2 separate regions of the Homo sapiens genome follow, and region 2 is linked to region 1. Evidence: chromatin contacts called from ENCODE Hi-C or POLR2A ChIA-PET data. All regions are on one chromosome and are shown on one strand. The core of a region is the stretch at or near the end of the contact, and the rest is flanking DNA. Distances in the headings are between cores, read along the strand shown. Region 1 holds the start of GACAT2 (gastric cancer associated transcript 2). Region 2 overlaps TWSG1 (twisted gastrulation BMP signaling modulator 1).

Region 1 (3,497 bases), core at 316-2,815:
GGCGCGCGTGGCGCCCGCGGAGCCGCTGTCCCGGGCTGGGAAGCCTCCCGGAGCCGAGCCGCCGTCTGCCGCTGCCAAGGGCCGCAAAGCCAAGCGCGGCTCCCGGGCGCCACCCGCCCGCACCGTCGGCCCCCCGACCCCGGCCGCCCGGATCCCTGCCGTGACCCTCGCGGTGACCTCGGTGGCCGGGTCCCCGGCCCGCTGCTCGCGCATCAGCCACACGGACAGCAGCTCCGACCTCTCTGACTGCCCCTCCGAACCCCTGTCCGACGAGCAGCGCCTGCTCCCTGCCGCCAGCAGCGACGCCGAATCCGGCACGGGCTCCAGCGACCGTGAACCCCCACGAGGAGCGCCGACGCCGAGCCCCGCAGCCCGAGGAGCGCCGCCGGGCAGCCCCGAGCCCCCAGCGCTCCTCGCCGCGCCCCTCGCCGCGGGCGCCTGTCCCGGGGGCCGGAGCATCCCGAGCGGGGTTTCGGGGGGTTTCGCGGGGCCCGGCGTGGCGGAGGATGTCCGGGGGCGCTCGCCACCGGAGCGACCAGTCCCCGGGACCCCCAAGGAGCCCAGCCTGGGCGAGCAGTCTCGGCTCGTGCCAGCGGCGGAGGAAGAAGAGCTGCTGCGGGAGATGGAGGAGCTGCGCTCGGAGAACGACTATCTCAAGGTGAGCCGCGCCTCGGCCGCAGGTGTCCCGGGGCGCCCCCGGAGGGCCTGGCTGCGGCGGGGACCCGCCAACCCCTCCTTCCCGGGCCTGTCCAGCGCCTTCTCCCTCCTGCTCTCCACGGTCCTACCCCCGCATTGTCAGGCATTGGCAACTTAAGCCCAAACTTCTGGAAGGAGAAGCAAGACCTGTGGGACCCCGCCAGTTCGCAACCCACTTCTCTTTTCTCGCGTCTAGAACTCTTGCGTCTCTTCGCTGATACTTTTACTTTTGTTGACCTGTTGGGGCAGAGGAGGCTGTAATCGTTTTGGGGACATCAGCGGACGCCCCCATCCCCGCTCAGAACGTGCCAGCCTCACCTGTAGGAACAGGTGATCCTTCGCCAGGGAGCTCTAGCCGGGCCACGTGCGGGCGTGGCGGTTCAGGATAATGCCACTGGAGGGCCCCCGGCTACGGACCCGCTTGCCCCTTCTCCTGCAATTACGGAAAGAGCTGGGGGCTCTCAGGGTCTCCTGGGCTCCGACATCCCGGGTAGAGGGGGCCGCGCCGTTTTCGGTGAGCAAGCTGAAGCTCAGTAGAGGTCCTTGGAGTGTGGCCCGGGTTGAGGAGCAACGGTGTTGCGCGGGCCAGTCCTTTGTAAGCATCCAGGAGCCGGCTTTCTGTGTCAGGAGAGGCCACGCCAGCACTTTCTAAGGAATCGCGGCGCCTGCTGCACTCTCTGAGTATTTTCCGGCAGGGCCTGCGGGCAGTGGCGTCTTAGTCGCCTTAGCACTGGGTGCTTAATCCGGCTCCATCTTTTCTCCACGGAGGGGGCCTGGTGCTGCAGACGGGGTTCCCGGGGTCAGGACGATCCAGGTGACTTGAGAGAAAATAAGGGGAGTTGTATTGACACCAACTGTTTTATTTATTGTGATCTTCAGGTTAGTAAACAACTCCAGTGGCATCAATCTGTGTATCTGTTAAGTCTTAATGAGCAGCCAACCAAACCCAGGGGTGTGGCCCTGCTTCTTCAGTGGGTTATGTGATTTGAGCTGTTTTCTCAGCAAATGATGAGCTAACCAATACGGGCCCAGTTTTTGGCTAGTGAGATTGAGGATTGGGCTTTAAGGTGCATGGTGGTGAAGTCTGCAGTTCACACGGAAATCAGAGCACATTAACTGCTGGGTGATCTCAAGCCTAAATTTCTTATGGAGCTGCTCCAACCAACTGAGCCTTGTGGTTATTTTACTTTGTGCAAGAAGTAACAGTGAGGCAGAGAAAGAGAGGTGATAAAAGAAAGATTGGGACTTAAAGCAAGATATTTCAGATAGTATGTTTGTTTTTGTCACTTACTCTTAGGTAATAGACAACGGAGTGAAGTTCAAAGGCAACTATGTTGTGGGTGACTCCATCATGAAAGCAGCTCTTTTGTAAATCTTCAACAAATGTAAGCTCCCTGAGGGTGACCAAGATAATCTTGTTGTTTTTGTATCCCTGGCTCTTAGCATAACCCCTGACTTACTTTCTGATTGAATGATGTTTATCCAAATGACTGCTGTGCAAGGGAAAACTGTATTTCTTTAAAGAAGTTTCTCATTGCATCTTTGATCTTAAGGTAGGCTATCCATCATTTTGAAGTTCATTCTTGGTGCAACTGGTTATTTCCTTTATTTTTTCCCAATGAATGAAATGTGTCTGAGCCTGGAGTCTGATACAGTGTATTTGCTATTTCACTGGATCTTCCCAACAACATAGGGTGGTGGTGGTGGTATCATGATCATAACTAGTATTTCACAGACGGAGATGCTGAGAACCTAAAACAGAAATGACTTGGCCAAGGTCATAGAGTGAGTAAGAGGTGGCACCTGCGTTTCCCCAGAGCCTCTGCCCATTTTACTGCACCGGGATGCAGCCCTATTTCCAGCGAGGCTGCTTTCCTCCGAGCACACTGCTTCTGAGTTGTTTTCGTAGCTCAAAATGTTCCTTGTGGTGAGCTTTTCTAGGGGCCCTCTGTTTTCTTTTCAGGTGAGAGGGCCGTCATGCCCGTCTCTCCACTAGCCTGTGTACGAATGGTCACATAAATCCCACTGCCAGTGTTTCAGTTGTGGGGACTGTTCAGTTGCCATTTACTGTGGAGAAGGTGTCACTTGCATCCGTTTACTCTGCCTGAGGCCACCTCCCCACTGTTCCTCCGACAGCAGGGGAGAGAAGAGGGTTGTGAAGGAGGCTAGCAAACCAGATGATTGCGTGTATGCATGTGAGGTACTCATTTGGCCACTCAGAAGCTTAAATGACAATAGTTCAATTCGGGAAGGAAACGCAGGGATCCTAATGGACTTTTCTACAGGTCGTGGAGCCTGCCCACATGTGCAAAATTGGGCCCAGAGCTTCAGGGACCCCCTGTGGCAGAGGCAGTAGTCATGCCTTTGCAGTGGTGGTTAGCGTGTGCCCTTTATAAATCAAAACTTCTCTTTTTGTTATTTTCAGGGGTATTTTTTCCGTTTTTTGTGGTTTTTTTTTGAAGGGATGGTCTTGCTCCGTGGCCCAGGCTGGAGTGCAGTGGCATGATCATAGCTCACTACAACCTTGAACCCGTGGGCTCAAGTGATCTTCCTGCCTCATCCTGATAAGTAGCTGGGACCACAGGAACACACCACCAAGCTGGGCTAATTTTTAAATTTTTTTATAGAGACAGGGTCTGGCTATGTTGTCCAGGCTTGTCTTGAACTCCTGGCTTCAAGTGATCCTCCCTCCTTGCCCTCCCAAAGTGCTAGGATTACAAGTTTGAGCCTCTGTGCCTCGTGGGGTACTTTTTAAAGAGGGTAGATAAAAGTACGTCCTTGACCTGCTGCTTTGTTAGGGA
Region 2 (3,497 bases), core at 321-2,820, 690 kb after region 1:
ATCCCAGCTACTCGGGAGACTGAGGCAGAGAATCACTTGAACCTGGGAGGCGGAGGCTGCAGTGAGCCAAGATCACACCACTGCACTCCAGCCTGGGTGGCAGAGTGAGACTCCATCTCAAAAAAAAAAAGGAAATGCCCAGTTTAAAAGCACAGCTGTATAACATAGCAAATGTTTTTAAGCCCAATAATCCAACTTTTCGATCAAAGCCTGAAATCTAATAAAAGAAGCTAAGGAAGCCCTTTGCCTTCTTCAGATGGAGTGGGAGAATCTGACTTCCTTCTCAACATAATTAATAAATGAAGATCTTTTTTCCTGTACCTCATCTTTGTCATGTACAGACCAGTAATAAGAGAACCAAGATAAATAACTGTTAATATTCAACTAGGTAATAAAGCATTTTATTTTTTTGTTTTTCTTCTTTCTTGCCCTGAAATCTTAAATTTTTGTTTTTCAGAACACATGTGTACTGTGGTTTATTTTGATGACTGCATGTCCATACATCAGTGTAAAATATCCTGTGAGTCCATGGGAGCATCCAAATATCGCTGGTTTCATAATGCCTGCTGCGAGTGCATTGGTCCAGAATGTATTGACTATGGTAGTAAAACTGTCAAATGTATGAACTGCATGTTTTAAAGAAGACAAATGCAAACCAAAGCAACTTAGTAAAATAATAGGTATAAAAAGTTATTCTGTAAGTCTGTTGGTTGTATCTTGTATCAGAATCCCAGTAAGTTAAGTTGTAAAGACTTTGGAATAAGTTTCTTTTAAAAATATGACATAGCCAGTGATGTGTTTAATTATATAACTGTTCTTACTGATTTTATTGCCCCCTAGCAATAAGCCCTTTCCTTTGAATACATGTACAACTTTGGTCATATGAGAAGCAGGTGCGCAGAGAATTCCTTGAAAGATCTGAGGTTTTTAACATGAAGTCTGACGTGGTTTTCCTCTAGCATTCCAAAAGGTTTTTGCTTTGAAAGTGTTAGCAGAAGCATGTTGATGTGAATTATGATTTCTTCATGTGCTACTGTTAGCACACTGAGTTTTTATAGTTGCACATCATTCCTCATTGTGCCTTGTTTTATCCATTTTATAAATAGAGTAGATATTTGATATACCACTCTGATAACTCATATAAAAATATCATCATAAAAAGCTTAATTTCATCCCTTTTATGTTGGTTTTAAAAGGTAAATGCTTACCATATTTTATAATTGAGAACTCTTACATAGTAGAATCCATTCTATAATACATGTGTTGACAAAGCTTTAGAGAAAGTTTCCTATTCTCTTCCATTTCCCCTGCCCAAAGTGCTGACATAGGCAGTGATGAAGAATCTTTACCAAGATTTTCAGGGTGTACCTATGAAATTGCTTTAAATGCACTGCTGGTGTAAATAATTAGCAAGCAAAGCGTTTCTGTGACTTCAGGTACCAGCTTAAAGAGCACTAGGGATGGGGAACGAATGCCAAATCAGACTCCACCTAGAGCACCAGGAAACAGCTTGTACCCTGGTAGGGAAATGGTGTTGCTGAAAGGGGAGGCTGAGCCAGTGCGAGACTGAACTTGTGCAGCCTTAGCCAAGACAAAGCAGTGTTTTTCAGCAGACGGCTGATGGGACAGGAATTGAAGAAGAGAATTGACTCGTATGAACAGGACAGGGTGAAAATGCTGGGAATTATTATGGGAAACAAAACTATCTATGTTCATATTTTGTAATATTTCATTTGTTAAGTTTATATCTGGATATAATGTTCTTTTTAAACAAGTATAATCATATCGTCGGAGGTTAAGATTATGAAATTTTAGAATCTCTATTCAAGATGATGTTCACTCCAAATACACTACAGAATTTAGTCAACATTTTATATAATGTTTCAATAAATGTTTCTTTCAATAAAGATACTATGTGCCCTTCATAGTAATAAAATCTCAATCTTAAAGCATGAATCTAAAACATAAATATTTATATTACAGACTCAATTTTACAAAATTACTAATTGCTCTAGTGCATATTTGAACTACAAGCAACTTTTTAGGAATACCTCTTTATACGTCTACATATTTTAGTATATAAAAATAGATAATGCTCTTGGACACATTTTGTATTATTCATGATCTGAATAGTAGTTAGTTAAAAGATCATTTGTAATATTATGATCAACTGTTATAAATTAAGGTCTTAATACCTTTTCTGCTCTTTCAAATAACTCTAATGAATATTCAAGATATTTTAGCCTTTTAAAAAGTTGAGATTTAGCTCATGGATATATTTTTTGGTAGGGAAACATTAGGGTCTCCTTTTCTTCCTTTTACCTAGAATGCCTCATTTAAAAGTGCCTTGAAAACATTTAGCTCCCCTTCTTCATGAGCATCTGTAGAGCTGAAAGTATTCTGGAACTTTAGACAGAAAGCTGAAAGGAATCTGCAGTCTCCTGCTGCAGTTCAACTCTGCTGTTTTTCAGTCATTTCCTACTGTGAGTGGAGTGATGTTTGTGTGTGTGTTGGCAACATGCCTAATGTTTTCTTAATGATGACAACAAATATTTTAAAACTGCATTTATCATTTTTTAGGTCTTCATTAAATTTTAAAATGTAATATCTGTTTCCCACCCCCTACATTAGGAGGATAATTTCTTAAACCACATTGTTTTAATTGATTTTTCTTATCTTGATTTCTTTCATTAGAAACTATCCCTAAATGTAAAGATCTTTTGCCTTCAAATTTGGCTTATTTTTTCTGATTTATGAGGGTTTGAAAGAAAGAATTCACCTAAAAGATTCCATTTCCAGTTTTATAATGTATTTCAGGTTCTGAATAACAATATTTTTCCAAATTGAAAGTAAATATTCCAGAAGTTGATAGCCTGGTTAAAAGTTAGATCCTCTATTACCATTCTAAGCACATTCACTTCTATATTGAAGTTTTGGTAAAAATTCTTTTTTCTTTTTTAATAAAAAATTAGGTTATTACTTTTTTTATAACCAGATTTTTAAAGCACTAGGTTTTAAATCAGTGGGTATCATAAAAGCCATATATAAAAGATCCTTTCTTATAGTAAGACTTGTGCTTGTTAGCAGGTTTTTCTGTTAGTTTTTCCCCCATAACATTTAATTATTACTAAAATTGTATTTACAATAGTGGTGCCAAATCAAATGGTAATTTAAATAAAATCTATTCTGTGTTTATGTAGGGTGGTATAAAAAAGAGGTCTTCATTTAGACATGTGATTTCTAAAATTCCAGAAAGCAAAATTGATAAGATGTTAGAAATTTGGACCATTATTTATAATCAGGGTAGCATTAAAATGGAGAAAAGAAAGTTTTCTGAAAAAATGCAGTAAATATAAGCCACATTTCTAAAGTTTATTTTTATGAAAGCTTCTTTTAAGATTTTGAAATCTATTCTGCATTCCCAAGAGTTTATGTTTATTGTATTTTATATGATCTACAACATATAAAATTGTGTATTTTTCTTTGGTTGTCCCTAT

Evidence for each region. Hi-C counts contacts between places; a loop is a spot of excess contacts on that map. ChIA-PET counts read pairs that join two places held with the same protein, here RNA polymerase II (POLR2A). Pooled maps may share reads with other maps.
Region 2: a loop to region 1 is called in a map of endothelial cell of umbilical vein, with 4 times the contacts of the local background. The contact joins the enhancer-like site here to the promoter of GACAT2 in region 1. A Hi-C loop is called at or near these places in 1 of 168 maps with a recorded cell type or tissue (endothelial cell of umbilical vein) and 2 of 50 pooled maps. POLR2A ChIA-PET finds 5 or more read pairs at or near these places in 1 of 52 experiments (GM12878).

Annotation. Positions count from the first base shown.
Region 1 is chr18:8,706,056-8,709,552 of GRCh38, forward strand. It overlaps GACAT2 (gastric cancer associated transcript 2), which reads right to left and starts at 1,566. Exons shown (of 2, transcript NR_120598.1): 1 at 1,015-1,566. MTCL1 (microtubule crosslinking factor 1) reads left to right here. Exons shown (of 15, transcript NM_001395333.1): 1 at 1-658. RefSeq lists an enhancer at 2,577-3,078.
Region 2 is chr18:9,398,889-9,402,385 of GRCh38, forward strand. TWSG1 (twisted gastrulation BMP signaling modulator 1) reads left to right here. Exons shown (of 5, transcript NM_020648.6): 5 at 458-3,497. The coding sequence ends at 639. Among named protein-coding and RNA genes, the nearest start is that of TWSG1, 66 kb to the left of the region's middle. Within about 2 kb of position 1,571, at least 2 of the 41 ENCODE cell types and tissues checked have a DNase peak (open chromatin) inside an H3K27ac peak, as active enhancers do; they include endothelial cell of umbilical vein, where a contact is called at or near this core.